Regions from separate parts of the Homo sapiens genome. Here region 1 is linked to region 2. A link is an interaction called in ENCODE POLR2A ChIA-PET data of the cell type or tissue named here. Cell type or tissue: A673. All regions are shown on one strand. Each heading gives the region's core, and the rest is flanking DNA. Links, peaks and the distances in the headings are about the cores only. Region 1 has its middle 56 kb from the start of LINC01450. Region 2 overlaps SUGCT (succinyl-CoA:glutarate-CoA transferase).

Evidence for each region. ChIA-PET counts read pairs that join two places held together with the same protein. Peaks named below come from ENCODE experiments on the same cell type or tissue, not always from the same donor. Only the 100,000 strongest peaks of a DNase experiment are listed, where the experiment ranks them.
Region 1: POLR2A ChIA-PET joins it to region 2 with 8 read pairs; 2 of 35 experiments call an interaction of 5 or more read pairs at or near these places.

Annotation. Positions count from the first base shown.
Region 1 is chr7:41,027,119-41,043,782 of GRCh38, forward strand. It overlaps a transcript of SUGCT not described here. Among named protein-coding and RNA genes, the nearest start is that of LINC01450, 56 kb to the left of the region's middle. RefSeq lists an enhancer at 1,292-2,491. In A673, for the core only: no CTCF peak of the experiment used is centred there; a DNase peak (open chromatin) is centred at 8,903.
Region 2 is chr7:40,185,641-40,202,304 of GRCh38, forward strand. SUGCT (succinyl-CoA:glutarate-CoA transferase) reads left to right here. Exons shown (of 14, transcript NM_001193313.2): 4 at 2,855-2,940; 5 at 3,904-3,954; 6 at 9,300-9,420. Among named protein-coding and RNA genes, the nearest start is that of SUGCT, 59 kb to the left of the region's middle. In A673, for the core only: no CTCF peak of the experiment used is centred there; no DNase peak of the experiment used is centred there.

The DNA.
Region 1 (16,664 bases), core at 5,507-13,506, 840 kb after region 2:
ATGCATACATTCTCTTTTAGAAGCAGAAGCAATCTGGAAAAAGAAGTCCAGAGTTTTAGCCTACGGCCTTAATGGCTGGTCCTCTAAAACCTCCCATCCTCACCCTGCATCCACGCCTTCCAAGACGTCTTGGGAAATTTCAGGGCAAGAGTCCCAAGGAAGGGATTGCTCTCGGTACCATTAGTGAAGGGCATCAGCCTTGAAAAAAGGACCTTGGCCAGGGCAGGGCTGAGGATGGGTCAAGGGATGTGGTTGCTCTTCTCCTTGGTGACATTGTGGTGACCATGAGCAGAAAAATGGTAAATCCCTCAATGACACTGACTAGGTTTGAAGCTTACATTGTATTGGTAGGAGGGGGAATTTCCCTTTCAAAAGACTCCTCAATTCCTGGATATGCATAATGTTCTGCGGTGTAAGAAGCATGCCAGGAATGGAAGGGACAAATATGCAGGAAGTTTGTCCATCCACTTTATATGTACTACAGTTTGTGGTTATGAGAGCATCGAAGGTATTCAGGGCAATGACATTCTCATTCATGGCATTCCACTTGGCTCCTGGGGAATATAAACCAGTTGTCTCATGTAAAAAAGTCTCACACTCCCATTAGGAAAACATTAGGAGAAAATAGACATAACAGGGACATATTTAATTTTTTAATGATCGTCTAAAGACCACAAAGAGTCTGTGATATGAAAGACTTTAAATTCCTCTTTGATCTACGTTAGCTGAGTAATCACCACATTATCACAACATGCGGGGGCTCCAAGCATCCGAAACAGTACAGATGTCATCCCAGCAGACGCCATACCTTCTGCCTCTGTGCAAGCTGATGAACCCATCCAAACTGGCTTTCCTCATCTGTAAAATGGGTAGATATTGGGATTTTCTTCATAGATTTTAAGGATTAATGATCATGCAGGAAACAGGCTTAGCACAGGGTCCAGCACTTAGGAAGTCCTTGGTGGGTGCTAAGGATGATTCCTAACTCAGGCAGGCAGGTATTGAGGCAGTGCCTCCAGCGTCTGGTCCCTACATCCTATCCACAAAATCAGTGCAGAGGGAACATGCATTACAGCAGCAGACCTAGAAGCCAAGAGAAAGAAGGAATGTTTTAGTTCTTCTGAAGTTGAGACCCTGGATATGTTGAGAAAACTAGCATGGAATAAGAGCGGTCAAAGAAAGGCTTTAAGAAATAAAGTCGCTAGAATTTATTGTTTCTGTCTAACACTAAATAATCCCTGAGAGGACTAACAGCATCACTGGCCGTCCCAAGTGATCAATTTGGAAAGCAACATACAGTCATGAGTTGCTTAACAACTGGGGATCCATTCTGAGAAATGCATAGTTAGGCAAAGTCATCGCTGTGGGAGCATCACGGAGTGCACTTACACAAACCTAGGAGGCAGAGCCCACTACACACCTAGGCTTTATGGTATAACCTATCACTCCAAGGCTACAAACTTGTACAGCATGTTATTGTGCTGAGTACTGTAGGCAATTGTTACATAATGATAAGCATTTTTGTATATAAACATAGAAGTGATACAGTAAAAATAAGGTATTGTAATCTTATGGGACCACCTTTCTATGTACAGTCCATTGTTGACTAAAATGTTGTCATGCAGTTCTTGGCAGAACCTAAATGATTCAGCTCTCTGGCTCTGGGGACAGACAACGCCAGTATGCTCTGGCTGGGTACTATAGTGCATGCTATTTCACCTCTGTAAGCCTGAGTCTTCACATCTGCAAAACTGGGATATCAATTGTGCCTCCCTCATGGGCTTGTTGAAGTGTTAAGTGTTCAGCTCTCGGCAGTGTTAATTGGAATTCTCTCTAATATACCCCCAGAGAAGAGCTTTAGGGAACAAGATGGCACCAAAATCATATTTTTGGCATGTCTTTCAGACAACAGATAAAAGGATGATCAGTTCTGAATGCTCAAAGACTGGCTTAGTCAGCCTCTCCTCATGCCCTCCTCCCCTGATGTCCTCAGTGATGTGGGAGCCCTCGTGAGGACTCCCCAGCAAGCCAGCCTACATGCAGTGCGATGACCTGAAAACTCAGTCATCTGCAGACTCCATGACGTGAGCATGAGTCACTGAACTCTCTAAATGTTACACTCTACAAGGTGAGTGCTGCTTGTTTATAAAGACAATGGGGCCTCGGCTATATCCGATCTTGTCTCCTTGAAAATTCTTAGTCACATATTAGTCAGAACACCCCCAAGTCAGAAGGGAGAGCCTACCCCCAGATTCTGCATGTAACTTCTGGAACCTCCTGAGTCAGCAGTGTTGTCACACCCCCTCCACCTCTGTGGCTGGGGTCAGGCACATGACTGGATGGATGGATGTCCATGAAACAGCCTCCTACACCCTGTAAAGCCCCTTGTCTCCCAGGCCCACTGCTAGCAACTGAAACTCCCTTGCCTTCCTTCTAGGAAAAACCCATGCCAGAGACTTTATTTTTTCCAAGTAGACTTTACTTTCGGCAGTTTTAGGTTTTCAGAAAAATTGCTCAGAAGAAAAGGTACAGAGAGTTCCCATATACCTTCCCCGTCCTCTCCCCAGTTTTCCCTGTTGTTAACATGTATTATTTTGGTACATTTGTTATAATTGATGAACCAATATTATTACACTATTATTAACCAGAGCCCATAGTTTACATTAAGGCTCACTCTTTGTGCTGTATATTCTATGAGTTTTGGCAAATACATAATGTCATGTATCCATCATTGCAGTATCATAAGTAATAGTTTAACTGCCCTAAAAATCTCATGGCTTCACCTGTTCATCCCTCATCTCTCGCCTCCCCAACTCCTGCAGAACACTGATCCTTTTATTATCTCTATAGCTTTTGTCCTTTCCACAATGTTATAGAGTTGGACTCATACAGAATGCAGCCTGTTCAGAATAGCATCTTTTACTTTACAGTATGCATTAAGGCTTCTCCATGTCTTTTCATGGCCTGATAACTCACTTGTTTTATTGTTGATTAATACACCATTGTATACACGTGCCACAGTTTTGCTGTTTGCCTATTTAAAACATCTTGGCTACCACTTTTTGTCAGTTATGAATAAAACTGCCATGTGCAGGTTTTTATGTGGACATAAGTTTTCCAGAGGCTTTTTTTTTTCATTATTAAGATCTTCAGTGATTCACCATCTTCTGCTTTTTTGGTTTTTCTGAGAGTAGGCAAAATGGAGTTTCATTTGGAAGCCTTACTTTCTGAAAAATGGTGGGTGAAATGGAAAGTCTGGCTTTCATCCTTTAGGAGTTCATTTAACCCTTCTGATTTTTGACTCATCCATTAAGGCAGTGATAACATACAGTCTGGAAAATACACATAAAGAGGATGGTTATAAAATAATAAGCAAATAAACATTCATTTTACATGTTTCCTTGCACTCTTTACTTCCTCCTCTCGTCCCTCCCTTTACATTTTCCTGCTGAGAAATTTTAAGATTAGATTTCCAAGTTATCTGCTGCTTGAATTTTTCACACATTTTTATTTAGTATCTAAGGATTTCCCACACCACCCCAATTTCCATCCTGGATTAATCATACATTATAAATTCTGAATGTATGCTGACATTTCTGTTTGGTCTTTACAGTTATGATAAAAAGTTAATTCCAAGGTGAGTCTTCATTGGCTAGAAGTGAGATCGTTGCCTCTGAGTTGTGGGAGTAGCCCAGGGTGGTGAGTGAGGAGAAAGGGAGGAAACAGGTCAGACCACCCCCAAGGGAGGAGGATACAGAGGGGAGTGCTGTAATGATTACTCATAGTTGGAGGACATATTAGTGCATCGTAGATAATGTAGTAGGAACCAAGTGCCACAGGATTGATTATTTGTTTATTTTGAGATAAGAGTCTCACTCTGCTGCCCAGGTTGGTGTGCAGTGACACGATCTCAGCACACAGCAACTTCCGTCTCCCGGGCTCAAGTGATCTTCCCACTTCAGCTTCCCAAGTAGCTAGGACCACAAATGCAAGCCACCACGCTGGCCTAATTTTTAAATTTTGTGTAGAGATGGGGCCTCACTATGTTACCCAGGCTGGCCCATAGGATTATTTAAATCAAGAATTCTCTGTCTTCTATGCTAATAGCTTATGCCAAGTCTCGGCAGGGCAGTTCACTGAAACCTGAAATGATGGCCTGAAATGTCACAGGTTGGTGAGGATGCTAGCAATATGGTCTGGGCTCTCTGATTTATGAATTTTGGAAGCTGTGTCTGCATAGTACTGCTAAAAAGGACTGAGAAAGAAAATTATCTGTTTTCTACCCAGTTGCTTTGCCAAGTAAGAACAAAATCATTTGGAATGGAATTGTCTCAACTGATTGATCCACAGTGGTAAAAATAGTCTTTTCCAGACAGGTCAAGGTTACAGCATGACTGTCTGTGGCCATCTGTGACTTCCACTTCAAGCCCGTCATTGGCTCCCTGTGCTTTCTGGACAAGGGCATCACGATCTGACCGTTGCCTACCTCCTGTTGGCTTTTCCTTGTTTCAAAGGCTATATTTCAGATATTCTGAACTTTCAAAATTTCCAGAAGGCCAACATTCTTCTTCCAAATTCTTTAGATCATACTTACCATTTCTCCTAGAATGACCCACCCACTCATCTCTATTACCTTCCTCTCTTACTCTTCTCTGAGCACCCTCCCTAACCCCTAATGGGCTGCATGCCTGGCATATTGTGTGCCCCATTGCATCATTTACTTCCCTTGTTGTGGCACTCTTCTCTCCACCTTGTACTTACCTGATCATGCATCCTCCTCTCTCTACTAGAATGCAAGCTCATGAGTATAGGAGCCAGCTTCACTCCATCATGCTCATGGAGTGGAGCCCTGTGCCCAGTATCTAGTAGGGTCTCAATGAATGAATGAATGAATGAATGAATGAACCTAAAATTAGACTGAAGATGCTTGAAGCACATGCTAAAAGCTGGGGGATTATATGAACAAGACAGGAAATTCATATTATTGCCTTTCACACCACAGCTGTAAGGGCTGTAGAACTAAACCAACAAGCAAATACACACAACAAAAGAATTATCTTCCCCAGATAGGCCAAGTGCACATCTCCAGACTTGGGGTACACACTGCTGGTTACCTACCTAGTACCCATGTGCATCTTTTTCCTTGCTAATAGAATCCCAGTTTTGTTCAAGGGGACAATGTCCTACATTTTAAAAATAAAAGCTACATTTCTCATGTTTTTTTTTTTTTCTTTTTCAGTGGAGTTCACCATCTCAGACAATTCTCACCAGTGAGAAGCAGAAGATTGCTGGCGATTCAGAGAAAGTTTCATTTTCCTGATACGAAGGTATCCTTTCCTTCCTGTTGCCTGTCTTCCTCTTTTTTTGCCTGGAATGTAAAGGAAAGGCAAGAGTAGACTCACTGTAAGTACACAACTACATTCTAAGAAAGTCAGACCAGAAAGACGGAAAGAGCCTTGAACCTTAAAAATATGGTGGAGCCTACCTTCAGATGTGTCATCAGAGAAAAATAAACTGGCTAAGCCACAGGAGACTAATTTGTGTTCTATGCAGAATGCCACCTCTGAGTGACACAGAGCTTTATCTCTAGGCTCCTGAAGTGAGTGCTTTTCAGTGGGGTAAAAACAAAAAACCCCAGTTTTTGTTTGTTTATTTGTTTGTTTTGAGACGGAGTCTCACTCTGTCGCTAGGCTGAAGTGCAGTGGTGAGACCTTGGCTCACTGCAACCTCTGCCTCCCGGGTTCAAGCGATTCTCCTGCCTCAGCCTCCTGAGTAGCTGGGACTATAGGCACATGCCATCATGCCCAGCTAATTTTTGTATTTTTAGTAGACACAGGGTTTCACCATGTTGGCCAGGATGGTCTCGATCTCCTGACCTTGTGATCCACCCACCTTGGCCTTCCAAAGTCCTGGGATTACAGGCATGAGCCACTGCGTGGGGCCAAAAAACACCCCAATTTAAGCCCCTGTTTTGTATGGCCTAATGTGTAGAGGACAAAGGAAACTAGCCAGGCCCAAACATTTGGTCATTCAACAATCAAATTGTAGGTGGTTCAGGAACCATTAGCTCTCTCATTGAGGGGACATCTGAATACTCAATCTTCAGAAGTTGCAGTAAGTCAGATCAACAACTGCAAACTTCTTTTCCCTTCATCTCTTCTGTCTTGCTTTCCTTTCTGGACTCACTTCCACTACCTGCTCTCTTACCACCCTAGTTCTCTTTTTTGTCCTTTGTATGATGCTGTATGGCCATTTAAATTTCCCTGATTATCTGTTGGCTTTTGCAGAGGTAGCTGTCAAAAACTACATCTGAGACGATTGCATACAGTAGGAACTCTGGGACCCAAACATGTTAACTCATCCCCAGCTGAGACCAACTCTTAGAATGGTGTCTTGAAATTTCCAAGTCTTTATGGTTTACAAACTTCTGTTATGGCTCTAGGAGGTCAAATAACTTATCTTAGAGGTTTTACAGTCTGGAGGGAGGGGATGGGAGGTATGCATGCAAATGTGCACATGCAGGAATTTCCAGGAAACTTATTTAAAATGCTTCTTTCTCTTTCCCACTCCTGGAAATTGTGATTCAGTTAGCAGAGCCCAGGAACTTGAATTAACAAGCACCCAAATGTTTTGACTCAGGGGGTTCCTGAGTCAGACTTGAAGAACTATTGACCTATGATGGGTCTGAGGTGGCCCCATGTGCTGAGCTGGCCCCGTGTGCTGAGCTGGTCCCCATCTGACAGCAAGGTCTTGAAGAAAATGAAACTGGAATTGGGTCTTGGGGGGCCAAGTAGGTGAGGGATATGGAAAAGATAATTGACACAAGGGAGGGGAAATAATGCTAAAAAAGAAGGATGAGATTGTCAAAATGCAAAGTTTCTGTCTCCACAGAGGTATGAACCTATCAATGTTGTCCGTGTACATTATGGTGACAGGGTATTAGTATCAAACTGTTTTGCTTAGGATAACCATGGCATCCTGAGTATAATAGGTCATGAAACCAATACAATGCAATACATGTGAGCAACTTAATTATACTTGTCATGGTGTTGAGAGCATTTAAATTATGATATGCTGGCATGGTCCAACCTGGATCATTTGAATTCAGCAGTGCGTGCGTATGTGTGTGTGCTCATGAGTGTGTGCAAGGGAGAAGGGGGCACAGTACATCTTGATTCATGTAATATCTGTGTGGTCGAGAGAATTCTCATTTTCCATGAAAGTAAAACAGATTGAGAACTAACAGTTCATTACCTCTGGGCCAGACTTTTTCTCCTTGGGTCAAACAATCAAGTGTTTAGAGCCGAGTCTGAGCCTTAAGAAAACAAGGCTGACCATGGAGCATTTGGACCCATGAACACAATCTTGCTGGGGCTGGAGGGGTCAGAGCTGCTCACATCTAGACCCACAGAAGCGAGCTGATGAGACTAATTGGGACTTCTTGTGCACCAGGCTGAGGGTAATTGGGTCCCTAGACATGTTGACCTTTTCATTTATTCACCATTTAACATGAGCTCTTAGCTACTGTGTTTGGAGCTTAAACTGGTACATTTAAAGCAGCAGCCACATTCTTCTTCTGCGTGTCCATTCATCCTTCTTAGCTTCTTTTCTTTCTTCCTTCCTTCAGTCTGCCCTTCTTTCTGGTCTTTTGAGGAAGATGGAGTGGCCTCTGAGTGGAGGTATTTGCCAACAGAAGGCAAACCTTACTTCTTGTCTAGGCCTCTTTCTAGGGGTGATGGGGGTATCACTTAATAAGGCCCCCAGCCTCAGAAATGGAGTTGAGAATTTGAATAGCGTGGTTCTGCTCCAGCTGCCCCTTCCAGACCGTCTCAGCATGGGCTGGCTGGACTCCCTATTTCTCTGCCCCACAGGCTGGCCAATGGTCTGAGAAGCACTTGGGCACTGGGGCACTGATCTGGCCTTTGTCCCCAGCGGTGTTCTTCTTTGCCACCAGCTGCCTGCTAACTCAGTCTATTCCTGTAGTCAGTAGAGGGGCAAAGTACCCAGTGCACACAGGCCAAGGCCCATGGCATTGCCTGGGCCTCTTATAGCTACAGTATTCGTATCGCTGAGAAAAGAAGGTTCTTGAAACTTTTTCTTGGCTATTGAATGCAACCAGGTGGTCTCCAGGAATCCAAATAAGATGAATAGCAGGTGGGTGCACTTTTGCTCTTTTGTGCTGTAACACAACCACTTACAATAGGGCCCTCTTACTCCTACAGCAGGGTGACTTCACCTCTCATCCAGGAACCCCTGGGCCCTTCCATCCTGAAATAACATGCAAAATATCACTTGGGAGTGCATTTACACACATGGTGCAAAGAGGGGCTGCGTTGTTTCCATCATGCTCTCAAAGGGTTGCTGGGCCTCCCAAATGTAAGACCCATCCCTCTATACTCTCACCTTTACCCTCTGGCCTGAGGTGTTCACATTTTGTTATGCCTAGGACAGGTTGTTTACAAGATACACAGTTAAATATCTTTTTTGAAATTTTAATGTCTTAGGAAAAATAAATACTGCATCAAAACTGCAATTTTGTGGATTTTAAAGTTTGAAGCTAAACTATCTTAAAATGGTTGATTTAAGTAAAAACATCAAATAATGCAGGTGGTGTGCTGATATATCAAATATCAGGAGGAGGGCAGCTTGTTGACCTGTGGGAGCTCACTCTGGCCACGCAGCTTCCTCGTGTCTCCACACAGCCTGCACTGCCGACACCTCACCTCACAGGAACCCCCAGCCTTGCATTTTCTCCCATCTGCCTCACATGATGCAGCTCATAGGACCAGGATCAGGCTCCCTTGTCTTTGAAGCTTCTCTGACTCCTCAGGGGGAGCAGCCCCATGCCTTTGGAACCCCCTGTGGTTTTGTCTCACATCCTGTTCAACAGACAGATGAGCGTCTTTGTTCAAGTGACAGTTTCCTCTGAGGCTGCAAGATCCTTCAGGGAGGACTCAGGTCCCCTCACTGTGGGAAGTCTTGCTTACTTGACTGGTGCCAGGCTTATTATAGAGGCTCAAACAAATTTGTGGAATGCATGAGTGAATCAATGGGTGCAATAATGAGTGGATGAGCGAGTGCATGGGCGAATGACTGAATGAGTGAATGGACAAACAGCTCCTGTGTCTGGCCTCACCAGGAAAGTGTTTCAATTAAGGCACCTTTCGAGAAAATTTTCATAGCTGTCAGACTTTTTGTAACAATTTATGTTAGAAATGTTTCTACATCAGAAAAGCATAATATTAAAGAGCATGATATTACAAGACAAACAACCTGGGTTCTAAATCTGGTCTGACACCAACTGGTTGGTGAGTTTAATGACTACTTTCATTCTGTATGAGCTCTTGGCAGCATTTATGTCATGTCTTGACACTGTTCGTTCCTTAAGATTCTCCTCTCTTCCGATTTCTGTATTTCCTCCACTCCCTTGACTGTCTCAGCCCCTCTCCCTCTTTTCTCTGTTCATCCCTTGATTCCTGCCATAACCCAGGACTCTACTGGGATGGTGCAAAAGTAATTGCCATTACTTTTATTGGCAAAAACAGCAGTTAGTTTTGCACCAACCTAATAGCTGCCACTGCTGCTTTTCTTACCAAATCCCCGCCCAGGACAAACTTCCTCAGGCTCAAACACACCTCAGCTGCCACCAATCTGTTCAGTGCTCTCATATCTCTCTCCAAACTCCCTTCTAATCCCAGACCTTTATTCCCAGCTAATCTTCTGTTACATGTACCTTAAGCTTGGCATTTTAAGAACAGAACTCCTTACCTTCCCTCTTGACCAAAGCCAGTCTGCTGCAATCAGGCACAAACTTTGAGTCTAATTCACAGACTCTAACTCAGATGGTAAGTTAGCTGCTTGAGTCCAAACTGTGGTTTACTTTTTTAGTAACCTGGGACAAGTGACTTCGACTCTCATTATCTCAATCATAATTACCTCACTTATAAAATGGATAGACAAATCCTGTAACACTGAAACTCACCTGTGCATGTGTGGATGAAATATGATTACGTGTGTGAAATTTGTAGCACAAAGAAAGCCCTTCCTTTGGGATTGCCTTTTTTACCTTGCCAACCAAGGGCATTTGTCTCCATTATTTTTTAGTTTTTTCTGCCCCTCTGAAGCCGAATCATTTCCCCCCACATAGACACTCTCGCCTTTGAAGTATGGATTACATATGTCTGTGGGTCTCACTTGCATGCCTGTCTTTCCCTCTAAATTGTGAACTCCTGTGTCCTTACTGAATCTGAATCCTCACACCAGGCACTTAACACACATTAGGTGAGTTGTGTTAAGCTGAATGATACTTTAAAAAAAAAAAAGATATATTACATAATTCTCAAGAAGATTCTAGAAAGAAGACAGTAAAGTCCATGTGCTCAGCCTTTTTTTTTTTTTATTTCAGAACACTGAGTTTCAAATTATTGAATTTACTGACAGAACAGTGAAAATTTCTTAACTAACCTGGAAAAGTTCACTAATTGAAAGGGTCATTTCAGTTGCAATTCCAGAGGCCTTCTGGAATCAGCTTTAGTGTCCTTGGCAAATGTCTAGATAGACCCTCCTTCCAACATGCAGACCGTGGAAATGCCTCAGTTATCAGTTCACCGCCATGTGTGCACTTTTTTTTTTTTTTTGGAAAGGTAGGTTTGAGTATCCCTCCAGCTTTTCTTGAGAAAAGCTGAAAATATGGAAACTTCTTAAGTAATTGATTTAGCTTCCCTGAAGCTCCTAGTTCTTGGCAGGTCCGATGTTGGAAACTGCAATAAGATTCCTTTTTCTGTTGTGTTTTCGACATTTGGTTCTTAATCCATATAAAAGTGCAGTTGCTATGAGGGAATGTTGTTGGGTCACTCAGAACACAGGAAAGGAAAAAAATTATCTAATAATACATACACACCCTGCAAGCGGGGGAAGAGTGCTTCTGATCTTTCTTATATTTTTCTTTCCAAGAAAGTCTTGAAATGGAGGGGGACAAAGGAAGGATTGTGAGAGGGCTTGGAGAAGTGGGCAGCTCAGGGCACCTGCCTGCCCGGAGCTGGGACAGGTGGAAAGTGAGGCATCCGTCTGACCTCCTTTTTGCCCTCCTCTGTTGGGCCTGGTGTAAGTAGAAGGTTGCTACAGGGCTGTGTGGGGCACTTGCTGGAGGCTTCTGACCTAGGCACTTGCAGCTGATGCCTGCTGTGTATTGACTTTCCTCTGATTCTTCCTTCTGCTATTCTGCAGGCAGCAAACAGAGGCCTTGAGAAAACCCTCGAAAATGGCACCTTGGCTGAAAGCCCAAGGGAGGCTCCCATCTCTGTCCATTCAGGGAATGTTCCGCAGGCCTGTTTTTACGTGGGACGTGGCTGCTGCCCTGAACAGACAAGTAGTCATATTTCACTTACTCTTAATATACCCAGTACCCCCAGTACCCCTCTGCCAACTCTTCTGTGACCGGTGCTAGTTTCAGACAGGAAAGGAAGGTGAGTTGCCTCCTCATCAACAGTGGAGGATCACCCTGCTGTGGGACAGCTTTAGAAACCCAGTTTGAACTCCCCATAAGCTGGCTCTATTCACAGAAGGAGAACACATTAATCAATGAAGGCCAAATCTCTGCCTCCCATACCATGCCTCATAGTTTCCATAAAAGAGAGCACATTGGGCTCCATCTCTCTTCACTTCAGTTTCATCATCAGCAAGCTGAAGATAGTGATATTGACCTCGAAATGGGGCTGTCAGGGTTAACTGACATGGGGCATGCAACGTGGGGAAAGGGGAGTGGGGCAAAGAGAAAGTGCTCTGGAAATAGTAATTATTCTTTTATTTCTCTTATATATGCTTTATTATTTTATTTTAATTCCCTTTGTCATTTCACTAACTTCTCTGTGGGCAGCTCTTTCTCTAGCAGAAACCCCTTCTCTTTATTTGTTTTCCGTTTTTTGAGACAGGGTCTCGCTCTGTTCCCAGGCTGGAGAGCACTGGTGCAATCACAGCTCACCACAGCCTCAAACTCCCAGGCTCAAGGATCCTCCCACCTCAGCCCCTTGAGTAGCTGGGATCACTGGCACATGCCACCATGCTAATTTTAAAAAGTTTATTTTGTAGAGACAGGGTCTCACTATGTTGCCCAGGCTAGTCCAGAGTCCCTTTCGTAATTCAAAGTCCCTATAACTCTCTGTTCTGTCAACGTGAAGGCATCAAACACTCTAACATATGTTTGCCGTTGAAAGCCAATCTCTCAGCATTCCCTGTGTGAGGGACCCCAGACACCACACCAGGGAGCTGACCCTTGTGAGACCAGTATCAAGGTGGAAAAAAAGAGTCCAGTGTGGGCTGTGTGTGTGTGTGTGTGTGTAAGAGTGTGTATATGTGTGCATGCATATCTAGAATGTGTTTGGGGTTGGAGTGGAATGAATCAGGGGCTTGGATTCTTGGAAGGGCTTAAAGATTTCTTGGAAGGAGAGACCACAGGGGTGATGACCAGGGAATACTTGAGAAGGCAAGAGCTCCAGGGAGTGGGAAGAGCGATGGAGAGGGGTAATGAAGAGGAAGAGGCCTTTCCCCATCCCCAGGCCCCACTGTTGCCTAAGGCTATTTTAGCAAGCCTGCTGAGCCTTGGGACAAGCCTTGGGGTGAGCAACGAGGCCCTGAGAAAATCCCTGCAGCCTCTGGCTGCAGCACCACGTGGCTTCCTTCGTTCCCAAGGCTTGTCTTCTTGCCTTCTTGCTCATGTTTCCTCAGCTTTGGCATGATGACTGGTCCCAGGCTCCCATGGACCTCCTGCCATTATCTTCCAATGTGCTAACAATATTGTTTCTTCTCATATTTCTTGTTGATTGTGTGTTTCTGCAAGAGAGAAGAAAAGGTTTCCATAACCACTCACATATCCAGCCACAGTGCCTTGGATTGAAAGAGGTATTTCCTACGGAATTTGGTGTATTTGTTCTGCCAGGTTCTGACCTTCTGCCACTAAACTGAAAACTGGAAAGGGAGCTCCCTCTCCTGAATGGTCACAACCCCCGCGGGGCTCCCATAAATCTCATTCTGTTTACTACTGATCTCCTTTGCTCTGCTGTTCTTGGATTGCTGATTCTGAGGGTGTTAATACAACACAACTTCCCATGTAGAGCAACTCATTTAACCAAGAGACTCAGCTGGGACCCTCAGTGGCTAGGAGAGTAGGGGGAAGACTGGTGACAGTCCAGGGTTAATTCTAAAATCAGCAGACCTACCTGATGAAGGAGGGAACAACAGTCTCAGATTCTTATTAAGAGTGATCCTCTTAAACTGGAAGCGTGTTCTGGCACCTTTACTGTATTCATAGGCAAGCCAAACAGTTTTTGTATGTTTGAGAACTCTATTTCATTCTTGGACTTGAAAAGCTTCTCCTTTATTTTTTTCCTTTTCAGAATAGATCTTTTGATAGCTAAAGCAATGTTGAAAAAAGAACAAAATTAAAGATCCCTCACTTTCCAATGTCAAACTTTATTACAAAGTTGTAATAATCAAAACAGAGTGTCATAAAGATAGACACACAGATCAATGGAATAGAACAGATAGCCCAAATATAAACCCTTGCATATGTGGTCAAATGATTTATGACAAGGGTACCAGAACTATTCAATGGGGAAAGGACAGTCTGGTTTGGACTTATCTTGTCTTGTCTTCTCTCCTCTCCTCTTCTCTCTCTCTCTCTTTTTTTTTTTTTTCAAATAGTGTCTTGTTCTGTTGCCCAGGCTGGAGTGCAGTGGCATGATCATGGCTCACTGCAGCCTTGACCTCCTAGGCTCACGTGATCCTCCTACCTCAGCCTCCTGAGTAGCTGAGACTACAGGAATATACCACCATGCCTGGCTAATTTCTTCTTTTGAGATGAAGTCTCACTCTGTCGCCCAGTCTGAAGTGCAGTGGCACAGTCTCGGCTCACTGCAAACTCTGCCTCCCAGGTTCAAGAAATTCTACTGCCTCAGCCTCCCGAGTAACTGGAACTACAGGTGTGTGCCACCACACCTGGCTAATTTTTGTATTTTTAGTAGAGATGGGGTTTCACCATGTTGGCCAGGCTGGTCTCAAACTCCTGACCTCGTGATCCACCTGCCTCAACCTCCCAAAGTGCTGGGACTACAGGTGTGAGCCACCACACTCGGCCTGCTAATTTTTAATTTTTTGTGAAGACAGGGTCTTGCTACGTTGCCTAGGCTGGTCTCAAACTCCTGGGCTAAAATAATCCTCCTGACTTGGCTTCCCAAAATGCTGAGATTACAGGCGCGAGCCACCATGCCCAGCCAGGTCAGTCTTTTCAACAAGTGGTATTCAAAAAACTGGTTACCCATATGGAAAAGAGTAAAGTTGAAACCTTACCTTACAGAATATACAAAAGTAACTCAAAATAGATCAAAGACCTAAACATAAGAGCTAAAACTACAAAACTCTTACCAAAAAAAAAAAAAATAGAGAAAAAGCTTCATGAGATTGAATATGGCGATTTTTTGACATGCATCAAAAGCCCAGAAAACAAAAGAAAAAATAAATTGGACCACATCAAAATTTTTAAAATTTCTATGCATCAAAGGACACAATCAACAAAGTGAAAAGACAACCTATGGAATGGGAGAAAATATTTGCAAGTTATGTATCTGATAAAGATTAATATTCAAAATGTTCAAAGAACTACAACTAAACAATAAGAAAACAAATAACCTGATTTTAAAATGGGCAAATGACTTGAATAGATGTTTCCTTAAAGAAGATATACAAATGGCTAATAAGCATGTGGAAAGATGCCCAACATCACTAATCCTAAGGGAAATGCAAATCAAAACCACACTCCTCACATCCACTAAGGTGGTTACTTTAAAAAACAAAACAAAACAAAACAAAAAAAAACAGAAAATAAATGTCGGTAAGGATGTAGAGAAATTGGAATTTTTTGCAGGCACTGTTGGTGAGAATGTAAAATGGTGAGAATGTAAAATGAGACACTATGATAGTTCCTCAAAAAATTAAAAATAAAATGTTCATGTGATCCAGAAATTCCGCTTCTGGGTATATATCCAGAAGAATTGAGAGTAGAGTCTCAGAGAGATATTTACACACTCATGTTCATTGCAGCATTGTTCATGATACTTATAATGCGGGAACAACTCTAGTGTAGGTCCAATAGGTGAACAGATAAAAAAAATGTGCCGTATACTTACAATTTAAATATTATTCAGCCTTAAAAAGGAGGGAAATTCTGACATTTGCTACAATATGCATCAACCTTAAGGACATTATGCTAAGTGAAATCAACCAGTCAGAAAAAGACAAATTTTCTGTAATTCCACCTACATGAGGTATCTAGAGTAGTCAAATTCACAGAGACAGAAAGTAAGATGATGATTGCCAGGAGCAGAGGGGAAGGGAAAATGGAGAGTTATTGTTCAATAGGTATAGAGTTTCAGTTTTTTAAGATGAAAAGTCTCTGGAGATTGGTTGCTCAACAATGTGAATATACGTAACTACTGAACTATATACTTAAAAATGATTATGATGGTAAATTTTGTTATGTGTAGTTTACTGTAATTTTAAAATTAGAAAAAGCCAGACAGATCTTTTGGTGACAGCAATGGTTGGATGTTGCTTCAAATAGGCCCAGGTTGTAATCCTGGTCATATCACTAACATTAAGCAAGTGGCTGCACCTTGGTTAAGCCCACATCTCCTCATCTGTTAATGCAACATGTGCATTTCCTCACAGGGTTGCTGTGAAGATTAAATGAGATATTATTTGTAAAGTACCTAGCACAAGATCTAGTACATAGGAAGGCACTCAATAAATGTTGTTTCCTTTGCTTACACGTTCATGAGCACACATTGGTGGGAGCCAGTTGGATAGCAAAGGCAATGAGGTTTATGGGGAAAATCTCTTGTAAAGAAGCAGCCACGTGCGTTATGGTCTCTCCCTCTTTGTTTAAGGTGACGGTATGAAGTTCACCTCAGATTCCACTGGTCAGCAATGTTTTGAAGCTGTTCCTGGTTGCTTGCGTGGGACCCTCCTAACTGATGCGGCTGCTAACCTGTACTGAGAGGGAGGCATCTATTCTTCCACATAGAGTTTTCTCAGAAAGTAGTTTTATGCTGATTTTCCACTAGAGATGGGGACTAAGGGAGGCAGGATTATTTACATGTATGGCCAGCATACTGCTGTTTCTTTCCACATCTGCTACTTTCCAATTAATCTCAGAAGTTTTCATTGTGCTGTGTCTTTTGTTGGAAAACTGGTGGTTTCCCAGAAGAGCTAAGTTTCTGTTCTAAAGCTCTACTCAGCAACCTCAGGATATTTGAGAGGGAGATGTGGGTTAGGGTTTTCTGTCTTTCAACCTTAACGTTAAGACATTTGAGAAGAAACCTTAAAGTTTAGAGAATGTGTCTGACCTATTCCCAGGGCTGCTTCATCTATGCTCAGTTGGGTGTCAAATTAAACAATGCTTTGTCTATTGTAGAAGTGTCAGCCAAAGCTGTCCTTGAGTGCCCAGTGTAGCCCTGTCCTGGATAATGGAGTTGGGAGGGTGGAAAAGAGAAGGGGAAGAATAGATAAAAAAAGCAACTTGAATTCTATAATATTCACGGGCCAAATGAAGTCAGTAGCCTTTTTGCTATGTAGAAAGATGACTACATTTTATTAGCCAGGAAATTCTCAAA
Region 2 (16,664 bases), core at 4,015-12,014:
GCTTCCTGAGTAGTTGGGATTACAGGCATATGCCATCACCCCCGGCTAATTTTTTTATTTTTAGTAGAGACGGGGTTTCACCATGTTGACCAGGCTGGTCTCAAACTCCTGACCTCAGGTGATCCACACACCTCGGCCTCCCAAAGTGCTGGGATTACAGGGGCGAGCCACCACATCTGGCCTATTGTCCTTTTTTTGACCAGTTACTATGACTCCCTGTCTTCACCCTTCTGATTAATACATTTTAATATTCATATTATATATTTAATTGTTTTGGGTTTTTGAGATAGTTATTCAACACAGATATGAGAAAAAGGGATTTTCATTAAAAGCAACTTGGTGGTATTTTCACATTTCAATAGAAAACTAGTTTCATTTTATATCCACTTCTACAGTTCCTCAATTACATAAAATTTGGTTGTTGTTTTCTTTCTTTCTTTCTCTCTTTTTCTTCCTTCCTTCCTTCCTTCCTTCCTTCCTTTCTTTCCTTCTTTCTTTCTCTCTCTCTCCTTCTTTTCCTTCCTTCCTTCTCTTTCTTTTCTCTTTTATTCCTTCCCCTCCCCTCCCCTTCCCTCCTCTCCCCTCCCCTCCCCTCCCTTCTCCCCTTTCCTCCTCTTCTCTTCTTTTTCTTTTCTTTTCACAGGATCTTGCTCTGTCCCCTAGGCTGGAGTGCAGTGGCGCACTCCTGGCTCAGTGCAGCATTGACCTCCTGAGCTCAAGTGATCCTACCACCTCAGCGTCCTAAGTAGCTGGGAATACAGGCGTGTGCTACCACACCTGGCTAATTTTTTCATTGTTTGTAGAGACAGGGTTTCACCATGTTGCCTAGGCTGTTCTCAAACTCCTGGCCTCAAGTGATCCACCCACCTTGGCCTCCCAAAGTGTTGGGATTACCAGCATGAGCCACCGGATCTGGCCTGGTTGTAGTTTTCTGATTTACTATTAGATGAGATTATTTTTATTTGTGTAACCAAAGAGCATATTATATTTATGTATACTCTTCTTTTTGTAGAGTTAGCCAGTCAGTGGGTGTATCTGTGTGCCTGCAGGGCCAGGCAGGGAACCTAAGTGAGGAAAGTGAGCAGGGAAGTGAGCAAGGATGCAGCTGAAATTTCAGCATTGTCTCCACTAGGGGACACGAGGCCAGGGCTGTTGGTCTTTTGTTCACTGCTGTGTCTGCTCTGCACAGAGCAGTGTCTGTGACATAGTTGGTGCTCATTAAATATTTGTTGAATGAATGAGTGTGTCAAAAGGTCATCTAAGAAAGGCAGTGTGAATTTTTAAAGATTTCCAGATTTTGAAATCATGGCAGCTAGTTAAAAATTTTAAGAATTGTGCAGGTCACGTATGTTTATTGCGGCACTGTTCACAATAGCAAAGACTTGGAACCAACCCAAATGTCCAACAATGATAGACTGGATTAAGAAAATGTGGCACATATACACCATGGAATACTATGCAGCCATAAAAAATGATGAGTTCATGTCCTTCGTAGGGACATGGATGAAGCTGGAAACCATCATTCTCAGCAAACTATCACAAGGACAAAAAACCAAACACTGCATGTTCTCACTCATAGGTGGGAATTGAACAATGAGAACACATGGACACAGGAAGGGGAATATCACACACCGGGGCCTGTCGTGGGGTGTGGGGAGTGGGGAGGGATAGCATTAGGAGATATACCTAATGTTAAATGATGAGTTAATGGGTGCAGCACACCAACATGGCTTATGTATACATATGTAACAAACCTGCACGTTGTGCACATGTACCCTAAAACTTAAAGTATAATAATAAAAAAAAAAAGAATTGTGTGGGTCAAATAAAACATGTCTCCCAAGCTGCAGGTTTTTCCAGTTTATGTCCTTTAACCATACATTTCCTGTCATGTGCCATGGACACAGAGCCTTCTGAAACCCCAGTTAGATCAGGAAAGCCTGTAGGCCTCCAGTTTAGACTCCTGACATTATCTCCACCTGAGATATGAGTGCAAATATCTAAAATAAACTACTAGCCTGGTGCAGTGGGATCACTTTGGGAGGCCTAGGCGGCTGGGTCACTTGAAGTCAGGATTGAGGTCAGGAGTTCGGAACTAGCCCGGCCAATATTGTGAAACCCTGTCTCTACTAAAAATAAAAAATTAGTCGGGCATGGTGGTGCACGCCTGTAATCTCAGTTACTATGGAGGCTGATGCAGGAGATGTCATTGGTTTATCTCCAGTTAGAACTAATGCTTCTTGGCTGGGTGCGGTGGCTCATACCTGTAATCCCAGCACTTTGGGAGGCTGAGGCGGGTGGATCATTTGAAGTCAGGAGTTTGAGATGAGCCTGACCAATATGGTGAAACCCTGTCTCTACTAAAAATACAAAAATTAGCCGGGCATGTTGGCGGGTACCTGTAATCCCAGCTAGTTTTAGCAATTGATGGTACAGTGAAATTATAGTTCTAGAAGTTGGTAGTACTATTTTTATTTTTATTTTCAAGGTCACTTAGAAACTGCTTTAAATGGATGGGCGCGGTGGCTCACGCCTGTAATCCCAGCACTTTGGGAAGCTGAAGCGGGTGGATCACCTGAGGTCAGGAGTTTGAGACCAGCCTGGCCAACATGGTGAAATCCTGTCTCTACTAAAAATACAAAAATTAGCCAGGTATGGTGGTGCACACCTGTAATCCCAGCTACTCAGGTGGCTGAGGCAGGAGAATTACCCGAACCCAGGAGGTAGAGGTTGCAGTGAGCAGAGATCGTTCCTCTGCACTCCAGCCTGGGCAACAGAGCAAGACTCCATCTCCAAAAAAAAAAAAAAAAAAAAACAAACCCCAAAGATTAATAGCTCATGTTATTATTTTCAGGAGCTGGTGATGATACACGAACTTGGGGGCCACCTTTTGTTGGGACAGAAAGTACATATTATCTCAGTGTTAACCGAAATAAAAAAGTAAGAATATCATCCCTTTTTTGCTTTTTGTGTGTAATTCTCTTATAATAGCAAAACTGTTGATATCATTGTGGCTTGTTTTTTTCTTCCTTAAAAAAATTAAGATGTAACTAATATTTCAAATAAATTAAAATTCTATTCATTTACCATTCACTAAGTAGAAATAATGGAGCTTTTTACTACTCTTTCTTACCTACTAAGTAACTTAGAACATTTCATAAGAATTTATAATGGAAATAATTTTATGAAATAGAAAAATTATTTGATTCCTTACATTTGTTATTATTAGGGAATAATTGCCTAACACTCGGTATTATACTTTAAAAACATCTCCTATCATCCTTGTTAGCATATTAATATATCCTCATGGTAAATAGAATCAGTAAAGATGATTTAAATATTTCTTCATGCATAAAATAAATTTAAGAGGATGATCTATGATATGAATGGCTTTCTTGTCAGCAATAAGAAGAACTTTCATGGCTGGGCACGGTGGCTCATGCCTTTAATCCCAGCACTTTGGGTGGCTGAGGCGGGCGGATCACGAGGTCAGGAGATCGAGACCATCCTGGCCAATATGGCGATACCCCGTCTCTACTAAAAATACAAACATTAGCTGGGCGTGGTGGCGTGTGCCTGTAATCCCAGCTACTTGGGAGGCTGAGGCATGTGAATCGCCTGAACCCGGGAGGCAGAGGTTGCAGTGAGCCAAGATTGCACCACTGCACTCCAGCCTGGGTGACAGAGCAAGACTCCATCTCAAAAAGTAAAAAAAGAAAAAAAGAAAAACTTTTATGATAGTATTTTAATACACATACTTTTTTTTTTTTTTACTTTTTATTTTAGATTCAGGGGATACATGTGCATGTTTGTTATGTGGGTATATTGCATAGTGGTGGGGATTGGGCTTCTTGTGTTTTGGTCATCGAAATAATATATATATATATATTTTTTAATTTTTAGAGTATTGCTGTTAATATCAAGGATCCAAAAGGGGTGAAAATCATCAAAGAGGTACAGTATGATGTATAGAAAGCATCCTACCACCTAGGTTATAATTAGGGTTTGGAATATCAGAGCAAAAGTGTTTTAAAACTCAATTTTATGGGTGATCTGTACGTTTGCAACAAATACCTTTTAAGTATTTACTTTGATTTGTATACTTCTTTGTAAGTGTGATGTGCTTTAAATTTTTTGTATATTGTGTATCATTATGGTGCTAGCTACTATTGACTGAGCACCAACTCTGCAGCAAATCCTGGGCTTGGGCACTTTGCTCACATTATCTCCTCTAATCCTCAGATTTTACCTTGTAAATGAAGTATTGAAATCTCATTTACATAAAAGGGAATTGAGTTTCCTGGTGCCTAAGTGATGCTCCAAGATTCCCTAGCTAGTATGGGGAAAAGCTGACATTTGGATCTGGGTCACATCACTGGAAAGTCCAAGCTTTCTCTAACCCTTACTCAGATGACCAATATATCCAGACCTGATCTGAGCATCTTTCTTAGAGGAGCTGGAAGGCACAGTGGTTAAATTAAGGGTGGATACCTTTGCATGGGATTTGAATCCTGCCTTCTGTGCTTACTGGCTATATGACCTCAGACAGGTTACATAACTTCTTTGTGTCTCAGTTTCTTCATTAGTAAACTGGAGGTAATAATAGTACCTACTTTCTTTCTTTTTTTAGAAACAGTCTCGCTTTGTTGCCCAGGCTGGAGGGCAGTGGCATGATCTCAGCTCACTGCAACCTCCACCTCCTGGGTTCAAGCAATTCTCTTGCCTCAGCCTCTGGAGTAGCTGGGATTACAGGTGTGCACTAGCACACCTGGCTAATTTTTGTAATTTTAGTAGCAATGGGGTTTCACCATGTTGGCCAGGCTGGTTCGAACTCCTTACTTCAAGTGATCTGCCTACCTTGGCCTCCAAAGTGCTGGGATTTACAGGTGTGAGCCACCGCGCCCAGCCCAATAGTACCTACTCTCTAGGGTTGTTGTTAGAATTGAGTTAGTCTTTGTAAAATGTGTAGACGAGTGCTTGCCACATAGTCAGCACTCATGAGGTATTAGCTATTATTATTCCTATGTTCCTGATGTTGGATTCATCATGTGGGATAAACCTTGTTTGCCATCCTTGTTAAGGTTTAAGTTGAATCTAATGGTTGTATAGTATTCTTCTGTATTCAGGGGATTGGTTCTACTAGAACCTCCACATATACCAAAATCTGTGCATACTCAAGTCCTGCAGTCGGCCCTGTGGAACCTGCTTATACAAAAAATTGCCTGTCAGGGTACATGGGTTTTGCATCCAGTGAATACTGCATTTTCCATCCACGTTTGGTTGAAAAGAATCCACCTAGGGGTGGACTTGCACAGTTCAAACCCCTGTTGTTCAAGGGCCAACTGTACTTAGGGCTATTTGGTTAGAGAACCAAGTCTCAAACTTATTTATTTAGAGACAGAGTCTTGCCGTGTCACCCAGGCTGGAGTGCAGTGGCGCGATCTCGGCTCACTGCAACCTTTGCCTCCTGGTTTCAAGCAATTCTCCTGTCTCAGCCTGCGGAGTAGCTGAGTCCACAGGTATGTGCCACCATGCCCGGCTAATTTTTATATTTTTAGTAGAGATGGGGTTTCACCATATTGGTCAGTCTAGTCTCAAACTCCTAACCTCAGGTGATCCACCCGCCTCGGCCTCTCAAAGTGCTGGGATTACAGGCGTGAGCTACCGCGCCTGGCCTCAAACTTTATTTTTTACCAAAACATTAACTTAGCTTCAATTGCTCTGCTGCTGCTTTATGTTCTCTGTCTCAGTTATTGAAAGATAATCTTTAATTATTAAGATCAGAATCAGGGACCATTCTTTTTAGTTCTGCTGGATCAATGCAGCCAATTTAGAATTTTCGTTAACTAGATATATTTTGAACCCAAAACTTGAAAATCATCCTGATCTTACCACTCTTTCTTCCCATATCTTTCCTGTAGCATAACTTAGGTTTGTTTCTGTTTTTCTTTTGAAACTTGGTTTGATTTTTCTAAATTGTTTTCCTGGCCTCAAGCAATCCGCATGCCTCAGCCACCCAAAATGCTGGGATTACAGGTGGGAACCACCATGGCCAGCCAATTGCTTTTAGATAGTTATTACAATTAATAAGTTATGTATCTTACTATCTAAAGGAAAAATTATTTTTTCTCTAGTCTTTCATATTTCTGGTACAGATTTCTCTTCTGGCCTTAAGAGTAGCAAAAAATGCCAGGCATGGTGGCTCACGCCTGTAATCCCAGCACTTTGGGACGCCGAGGTGGGCGGATCATGAGGTTAGGACTTCGAGACCAGCCTGGCCAACATGGTGAAACCCTGTCTCTACTAGAAATGCAAAAATTAGCTGGGCGTGTTGGTGCGTGCCTGTAGTCCCAGCTACTTGGGAGGCTGAGGCAGGAGAATTGCTTGAACCCGACAGGCGGAGGTTGCAGTGAGCCGATATTGCACCATTGCACTCCAGCCTGGGTGACACAGTGAGATTCCATCTCAAAAAAAAAAAAAAAAAAAAAAGGATTAGCAAAAATAACCCCTCTCCATTTAGGCCTTGGTGGCTATGATTGCTAATACAATGAGTTTAGTTTATAGAAACAGTTCCAAAGTATTACACAAGGCAATCAGCTGGATACATGAGAGCTTCAAAAAGTATGACTCCTTTGTCAGCTAGGCTAACCAAAAACAGGTTGTGTAAAAACTGAAACTCTGCCTAGAAAACCTATATGAAACTTAGTATTATTGTGGCAATATGATTTGATAACTTCTGATCATGTCTTATCCAATATTTCAGACAATTTTCTATGTTAATTAGTTGACAGTTACAATATCATTATTATGGGCATGTGTTATGGTCAGCAGAGCAATGCATGAGTTTTATTTTCCTATAACATTTTGTTATGAAAAATTAAAACATTCAGAAAAGTTGAAAGAATAATGAACTCTCATTTATCCTATGCCTAGATGAAACAAAAATATTAGAATTTTGCTATATAGCATGCAGTTTATTTTCTTTCTTTCTTTTTTTTTTTTTTTTTTGAGGTGGAGTTTTGCTCTTGTCTCCCAGGCTAGGGTACAATGGTGCGATCTCGGCTCACTCCAACCTCTGCCTTCTGGGTTCAAGCAATTCTCCTGTCTCAGCCTCCCGAGTAGCTGGGACTTCAGGTGCCCACCACCATGCCTGGCTAATTTTTGTAATTTTTAGTAGAGACGGGGTTTCACCGTGTAGGTCAGGCTGGTCCTGAACTCCTGACCTCAGGTAATCTACCTGCCTCAGCCTCCCAAAGAGCTGGGATTGCAGGTATGAGCTACTGTGCCTGGCCAGCCTGCAGTTTATTTTCTTTAGTGCTTGTAGTAGTGTTTTTTTTTTTTTTTTTGAGACAGTCTCACTCTGTTGCCCAGGCTGGAGTGCAGTAGTGAGAATTTGGCTCACTGCAGCCTCCACCTTCTGGGCTCAAGCAGTCCTCCTTCTTCAACCTCCTGTGTAGCTGGGACTACAGGCATGTGCCACCATGCCTGGCTAATTTTTAAATTTTTTGTAGAGACGAAGCCTTGGTATGTTGCCCAGGCATGTCTTGAACTCCTGACCTCAAGTGATCTATCCCCCCGACTCAGCCTCACAAAGTGTTGGGATTACAGGTGTGAGCTATTTGGCCTGGCCAATTACTGTGTTTTTTTTTTTTTTTTTTTTTTGAGATGGAGTCTCACTCTGTTGCCCCAGGCTGGAGTGCAGCAGCACGATCTTGGCTCACTGCACCTCCACCTCCTGGGTTCAAGTGATTCTCCTGCCTCAGCCTCCTGAGTAGCTGAGACTACAGGCACGTGCCACCACGTCCAGCTAATTTTTGTAGTTTTTGTAGAGACAGGGTTTCGCCATATTGGCCAGGCTGGTCTCGAACTCCTGACCTTAAGTGATCTGCCTACCTAGGCCCCCCAAAGTGCTGGGATTTACAGGTGTGAGCCACTATGCCCGGCCAATTTATTTAAAAAAGATTTTTTTTTTTTTTGAAGCAGGTTCTCACTCTGTCACCCAGGCTGGAGTGCAGTGGCATGATCTCGGCTCACTGTGACCTCTGTCTCCCAGGTTCAAGTGATTCTTGTGTCTCAGCCTCCCGAGTAGCTGGGATTACAGGCATGTGCCACCACACCTGGCTCATTTTTTTGTAATTTTAGTAGAGACAGGGTTTTACCATGTTGGCCAGGCTGGTCTTGAACTCCTGACCTCAAATGATCTGCCCCCCTCGGCCTCCCAAAGTGCTGGGACTATAGGTGTGAGTCACTGCACCTGGCCCTTTAAAAACATTTTTAAAAGTATGTAGTCACAATTGAAATTTTGGGAAAAAAATTTCCCAATTTTTTGTAAAATTTCTGTAAAATTAAGGTTTACAATGCTGCATTGTCCTCTAATTCCCGTAACAGCGGTCTGGGCATCACAATCTGGATTTTGTTCCTGACAGTTCCTGGTTTACTGGGCTATAGTTTAGTAGCCTGAAGAAAAAAAACTCCAGTGGTTCTTAAATACATTTAAAACTCTTTGGGAAGAATGCATCTGAAAGGTGTGAAAACATTTCAGAATCCTGCTTAAGTGCGTTAAGTGCATGTTATAATGAGGAATATTACATAATAATAGGGATGCTGAGTAGTAGAGATATTGTGTTTAGGTCTGTTTTTGGAGACAAGGTCTAACAGTCTCCCAGGCTGGAGTGCAGTGGCGCCATCACGGCTCATTGCAGCCTCAATTTACCGGCTCAAGTGATCCTCCCACCTGAGCCTCCCGAGCAGCTGGGACCATAGGTATGCACCACCGTGTCTGGCTAATTTTTGTAGAGATGGGATTTTGCCATGTTGCCCAGGCTGGTCTTGAACTCCTGATCTTGAACTCCTGGGCTCAAGCAGTCCACCTGCCTTGGCCTCCCAAAGTGCTGAGATTAGAGGAGTGAACAACCACACCTGGCCTATTTAGTTTTCTTGTAAAGGTTTAAAAAATGTTTTTCATTGATTTAGTGTACTTACATTCTAATTTTTCTACCTAATCTTTTGAGAATCTATTTGGACAGACCATGTAGTCTAGATATTTATTACATTTGAAGGATGCAGAATCCATTCTGCATGTACTTACATGTACTTACAAAAACTTTAATAGCCATTATTTTACTGACAGTAATGCTTTAAGTAGTTGACTAGAACTTCTATGTTTATCTAATTTGCTTCATCAGTCCTGTGATTTTTCTGAGCTATTACAAAGGGAGAATCAATTGTGTAAAGTTAAAATTCTATCATGTGGGGATTTGTTGAGTGGAAGTCTGACTCATGTTCACCTCTTCCATCAGCTTGCAGCTGTTTGTGATGTGTTTGTGGAAAACTATGTCCCTGGCAAACTGTCTGCAATGGGCCTGGGATATGAAGATATAGACGAGATTGCTCCTCACATCATCTATTGTTCCATCACAGGTATTTCAACCCCACACCCTTGTCAGTTAAAAGGTTTTCCAGTTTCTGTGTTTTCTTATTGCTATAAGAAACCTTTTGCTGGCTTTTTTTTTTTTTGGAAGTTATTCTGTTTTCCTTTTTCCAAGGCCGTTTAGGTTGCTGAACTTACTTTTTTCTTTTTTCTTTTTTTTTTTTTTTTTTGAGACAGAGTCTCGCTCTGTTGCCAGGCTGGAGTGTAGTGGCGCGATCTCGGCTTACTGCAACCTCTGACTCCCTGGTTCAAGCGATTCTTCTGCCTTAGCCTCCTGAGTAGCTGGGATTACCAGGCACGCGCCACCACGCCCAGCTAATTTTTGTATTTTTAGTAGAGACGGGGTTTCACCATGTTGGCCAGGATGGTCTCAATCTCCTGACCTCGTGATCTGCTCTCTTCAGTCTCCCAAAGTGCTGGGATTACAGGCGTGAGCCACCACGTCCGGCCTTGGCTGCTGAACATTATTAAGAAACATTAACCTAAATGAATATTTTCATAAATTTATTGGCTATTTGTATTTCTTCTTTGAATTGTCTGCCTATAGTTTTGCTAAGTTTTATGTTGATGTTTTGCAAATGTTTACAAAATACTGTTATTAACTCTTGCATAGGTGAATTTACAGTTGAAAACAATTCTTTTTTTTTTTTTTTTTTTTTTTTGAGACAGAGTCTCACTCTGTCGCCCAGCCTGGAGTTTAGTGGCATGATCTCGGCTCACTGCACCCTCTGCCCCTAGGTTCAAAGGATTCTCCTGCCTCAGCCTCCTGAGTGTCTGGGGTTACAGGTGCCTACCACCATGCCTGGCTGATTTTTGTATTTTTAGTAGAGACAGTGTTTCACCATGTTGGCGAGGCTGGTCTCTAAATCCTGACCTCAAGTGATCCACCCACCTTGGTCTCCCAAAGTGCTGGGATTAGAGGCATGAGCCATCACTCCTGGCCTACAGTTGAAATGTTAATTGGCTTTAAGATAATAACATAGGAACCCAAGGTATCCCTTCAATATATTCAGAAGCACTAAGCCAAAGGAAGGAAAAGAGTGGCATAAAGTCTTCCAATTGTTCAGCCCTTGCCAGTGAACCTCTTATATATGCATGTATGTGTATGTTTAGGCTAAAGGGAAAAAGTCACGGTGTTACTTAGTTTTCTATATAAGTACTTAACTCTTAATTAGGGATGCGATAGAGAAAAGTGACTCATAACATAAAATGTTATATTAATAGTTTGCATCAGAAAAATTCATAATATTTTAAGTTTTTACTCAGTCATCCACCAAATATTTACTGCAAGCCTTTGATCTTCCAGGCAATAGACTCAGATTCTGGAATACAGGAGTGATAAAAATCCATCTGTGCTCTCTAGAGCATTTATATGCTAGGTTAGGGTGATAGATAGTAAATAAATAAGCACTTTTGTTTTTGTTTTTGGTAATTGAGTCTGGTAGTTGGCAAGGGGGTGGGGTGAGGATAAGTTATTTCAAACTGGTAGGTGAGAGAATGCCCTACCCATATGGTGACATTTGAGTAGAGACCTGCATGGGGTAAAGGAGTGAACCACATAGCTACTGGCGAAGAGGGTTTTAGGCAGGACAACACCAAGTGCACTAGCCACCACACCCGGGTAATTTTTTGTGTGTTTTTCATAGAGATGAGGTTTTGCCATGTTGGCCAGGCTGGTCTTGAACTCCTTGCCTTATGTGATTGTGTTATTCTATTCCCAGTTCCACCTGTAATGCAGAGCACATGATAGGGGTTCCACAGCCAACAGCAGTTTCTTTTTTGGAGGCAGTGTATCTCTCTGTTCCTCAGGTTGGAGTGCTTTGGTGCAATCTCAGCTCACTGCAACCTCCACCTCCTAGGTTCAGGTGAGTCTCCTGCCTCAGCCACCCGAGTAGATGGGATTACGGGCATGTACCACCTTGCCTGGCTAATTTTTGTATTTTTAGTAGAGATGGGGTTTCACCATGTTGGCCAGACTGGTCTTGAACTCCTGACCTCAAGTGATCCACCCACATCAGCCTCCCAAAGTGTTGGGATTACACGTGTGAGCCACTGTGCCCGGCCCTGATGATTAACTTTTGTACTGAATGACAGGTTCTGTACTTGGTAGATGATTCTTGGCCACTAGATCTCACTTTTTAAAATGTGCTGTTTTATAGATCCATAATCATATTTTCATTTTTCTGTCTAAACAATATTTATATGTGTGACAGAGTGAGGGAGAGATTTTTTTCCATCAGAATCTTGTAATCTAATGGAAATGTTGAGGTTTAAAATCTTAATATAGGTAAATTATCTTCTGAATTATCATATTACCATAAAAACGCTGCATAGCCAACAAATGCAAAATGCTATATGACAATAAGCATTTATTTCTGTTTCCCATGTCTGTGGTTGGCTGGGATTCAGTTGATACAGACTGGTTAGGTTTGGCTCCAAGTTGTGCATTGGGGGACTGGTATGCTCTGCATGTCTGTTATCCTCCTTGGATCAGTGGCCACCAAATGCATCTCCCCTCATAGGGAAAGGTGGAGTGCAAGAGAACAAGCCCATTTTCACCAGTGTGTTTAAAGCCTGTGCTCCCAATGCATCTGCTAACAAATGGAGTATTTGTCAAAGCAAGTCACATGGCCAAGTCCAATACCAATGGGTGGTGAAATACATTCTGTTTCAGAGGGAGGAACTACAAAGTCACATGGCATAGGGTGTGGGTTTCGAGCAGGATGACAATTGAGAATAATAATACATTTTATCACATCATCGAGTCAAAAAAAATGTTAGTCTACTTGGGAAGCCCACACTTCCTAATGATTCACATTTATAACTAACTGGTTAGGGTCAAAAGTTCTTCTGGGCCTTGACTTAATGATTGGAGAGTCTCTAAGTTTTCTTACAGTTCTCAAATTCTGTATTAAAATTTTAGTGTGGTGAAATGGCATTGGAGATAGATTATATAATTCAGTAGTTCTCAGACAAGGAAGAATGGTTCTATCATGTGCTTTTTAGTGATATTATGGAGGAATGAGAGGGTGATAGGCAGATATGTGTAGTCTGAAAACGTACCTCTCATTATTCTATAATCTCCTAATTCCCACCTCCTGACAGTTATTAGAATAACATCTATATACTCCGTTCTCCTTTATTTCCTGATAATGAAACAGATCCAGACCTAAGGTCACACAGCTATTTAATAGCAGATGGGTTTAAAACTCAGGCTTCTTGTCTTAGTAGTAAGTGCCTCTATGCTTTCCATACTTAGACATATCAATAAGTAATGACAGATTTTGTAATTAGGTGACACTGAACAGTGCTACTTGAGAATAATATATTTTTGCCATTTTCTTTCGCTTGTTAATTTTATTTGCAATAGTGGAAGTCATGAACAAATTTATTAGTCAGGGAGTCTAAATTTCAACAGATTCTTCTGGAAGCCAAAGTCATTCATGAGTTGTGAGTTTGTGTGCATATAAAGCAAGGTTCATCTCTTTTTTTAAAATTTGATTTTCTTGGCTGGGCGTGGTGGCTCATGCCTGTAATCCCAGCACTTTGAGAGGCCGAGGCGGGCGGATCACCTGAGGTCAGGAGTTCGAGACCAGCCTGACCAACATGACAAAACCCCCGTCTCTACTAAAAATACAAAAATTAGCTGGGTATGGTGGTGGGTGACTGTAATCCCAACACTTTGAGAGGCCAAGGCGGGCGGATCACCTGAGGTCAGGAGTTCAAGACCAGCCTGACCAACATGACGAAACCCCGTCTCTACTAAAAATACAAAAATTAGCTGGGTATGGTGGGTGACTATAATCCCAGCTACTTGGAAGGATGAGGCAGGAGAATTGCATGAACCTGGAGGCAGAGGTTGCAGTGAGCCGAAATCATGCCATTGCATTCCAGCCTGGGTGACAGAGTGAGACTCCACCTCAAAAAAAAAAAAAGTTTGATTTTCTTGGTAATCAGTGTGTCTGTGTGTGTGTGTTTTTTTTTTAATAAGACTGATTACATCAGTCTAAAGTTGCACATGTTGTGATTGAGATCCTAGACTTTCCTGATATTTCCCAATGGTATTGCTCTCTTGTCAGTGCTGTCCAAGCCCAAATAGTTTGTTCTCACTCACATGTTGGCCCTATTGCTGATGAGAGTAATCTTAGAATGGCTGGGAGATTGACTTTAATGCACTCTGACAGTTGTGTGGTTGAAATTGCCTCAGTCTATGAAATCTGGTCTGCAGGACAAAAATGCTAGAGTGATCACAAGGGAGGAAGGACCTGATTATTTTTATTAGCATGGTCCTCTTATCATTTCAGAGGAAGCTGAGTATGCACATTAGGGGGCAGTGTTTAAACAGCTATTATTCACTAGGAATTATTTTTGTGAAAAGGGCAGTGTTTCCTGTGTACCACTGGGTAGGAAGATTCTCTGAAGGACATATTTATATTTGTGAAGTGACCACTCTATATTTCTCTATACTTTTAGAAGTACAATGGTATTTCCCCTAACAATTTAATTTTAAGTTGTACCTTCTTTCCCTCGTATCTTCTGAACATGTTATTAATTATAAAAATTTAGCAGTAGGAATCCTCGCCACTACATTTTAAAATGTTATTTCTCCTGTTCTTGTTAATTTCATTACTCTTTCTTTCTGGAAGGATAAACATTTCATTATATTATTGACTAGACTGAGTTTGTAGTGGGAACACTGTACATGTCATTTAATGAAGTTTCTTTTTTTTTTTTTTAAAGGAAGAGGGTTTGAAAAGTGCCTTTTTTATTTTTGTGAATTCCTCAGGGACATTTCCTTAATCTCTATTTATATAGCATTACATAGAGTTAAAATCATACAAAATATATGTGTTTAAAATATGAAGACATACAAGGTAATGAATAGTACAAAATTCAAGAGAATGATTAACCCTGGGGAGTGGGGAGGTAGGATATGGGACAGGGAAGAGAGAACCACAGAATTTCAATTATATTCACAAAATAAACTGACTGGCTGGTACATGAGTATTCGTCATTCTGTATTTTATGATTTAAGTGAGAATAAAAGATTCAGAAATGCCCAAATAGCTCCCCTCCTTATTTCCTTCCTTTCTTCCCTTTCCTACCCCCAAACAACTATTTCTTGATCTTCTGTATATTCCTGGCTGTGTTGAGTGCTCAGGGCAAACAATGTAGACATTGTCCTTGCATTTTTAAGGAGCTGACAGCCTAGGTCAGAGACATTCTATAAACAAGTTAAAACATATAATAAATACAACATGTATTAGCAAACTATACTATTATGAAAGAATGAAATAGTACTGTGGTGGAGATTAACAGAGGAGGGGTTGCATGCTGTAAATGGGCTTGTCAGGGAAGGTTTTTTTTTGAGGGGGGTAACATTTAAGAGACCTGAAGGATGACAAGGAGCCAGCCATGTAATGAGCAAGGGGAGAAGTGATTGAGGCAGAGAGAATACCATGTGCAAAGGCTCCGTGGTAGGAAAGATCTAGACGCCTTTAAGGATCTAAGAGAAAGCCGAAGTGTTTGGAACACTAAAAACTGAGAGCAGTATGCTTGAAAAGATACTGCAGAGGTGTGCAGGGGCCATGACATGCTAGGATGGGTCTGAGCAGTGGAGGGGTAGGATCATAATCTTTAAAAGAAGTAGGATTTTTCAGTAGAATGCAGATTAAAAAAAAAGAGGTAGAATTCAATTCCTGGTTGACTGACTTCATTATAGGCATTGGAGATTGAAATGGGGCTCAGGTTTCACAGAGTAGCTATAAAGATAATTTTTTAAAGATTATTAAAGGCCCTCATAGTGTTTCAGAGTCAATAGCAGAGAATGGTGAGCCCAAATGGATGAGGCAAATTATTTAGCAACTGCATTCTACATTCATATCACAGCAACGGGAATACAAAACAAAACACTGCTGCAGTTGGATTCTTACGGCATGAGTTAGTCTGTGTGTGTGTGTTCTTATTTTCGGCATATTCACCACATAACTATAGCTTTAAAAAAAGATAGAATAATTAGAATAGGATCTGCAAATCCATACTGCAAATTCATAGATGTTTTGAAGGTGAGAAAAGACATTAAGACTAGAGAGAGGGAAAATAAGAAAGGAAGGAAGAGGGAATGAAGGAAAAAGGAAGGAGGGAATGAAGAAAGGAAGAAGAGAAGGAAGAATAAAATAAGAGAGGCAGAGTGGAGTAAAATGGGATAACAATCAGCAAGATTTTTTAAAAATTTCTAAAGACAGTAGTCTAGTTCATCTGGCGATGTTCACACTGCATTAAGTATCATTTTTAGACTGAATAAATAATCAATATGGAGATGATAGTTTAATAGATGATATTAAAGGGAACCCTCATAGTCAAAACAATTGAAAACTACTGGTCTAAATTATGAGTGTCTCTGTTGCACCCTCTTATATCAGGAAATATTTTTTCACCAGAGTTTCAGGATATTGTGGCCATCTGTCCAACTGTATAGACAGTGATCTTTAGTGAAAGTGTGGTTTGACATATTTACCATTTCATATTAAGCTCATTATTTAAAGAAATAATGACACCATCTCTGCAGGGGAAGAGAAACTTAGCATATAAATATAGGGTTTCAAAACACAGCCCTTGGAGCTAAGGACTGAGATTATATTTTGTCTGTAGACATGGACTGATTCCAGAAAATGACTTTATGCCTTTATTTTATTCCCCAACAGTATAACCTTTTATCTTTAAATATTTCTTTTTACCCATACACATATAACAGATGTGTTACATGAGTTGGACTTACTGGAGTACCACCAGATGCTTTCTTCTCTCCCAGCCCACCTCTGCAAACCTGCACTGTCCACTTATTCTCTTTGCTCATAGATGAAATCCCAGGCAAGTCCTATAGATTTTTTTTCTCCTCAGTTATTTCTTTTCTTTTCTTTTGAAACAGGGTCTGGCTCTGTTGCCCAGTCTGTAGTGCAGTGGTGCGATCTCGGCTCACTGCAACCTCTGCTTCCCAGGCTCAAATCATCCTCCTCCTCAGCCTCTCGAGAAGCTGGGACTACAGGTGCATGCCACCACGCCCGGATAGTTTTTGTATTTTTGGTAGAGATGGGGTTTCACCATGTTGCCCAGGCTGGTTTTGAACTCCTGGGCTGAAGTGATCTTCCTGCATCGGCCTCCCAAAGTGTTGGGATTATAGACGTGAGCCACCATGCCTGGCAGTTATTTCGTTTAAAGTATTAAAATGTTCAGT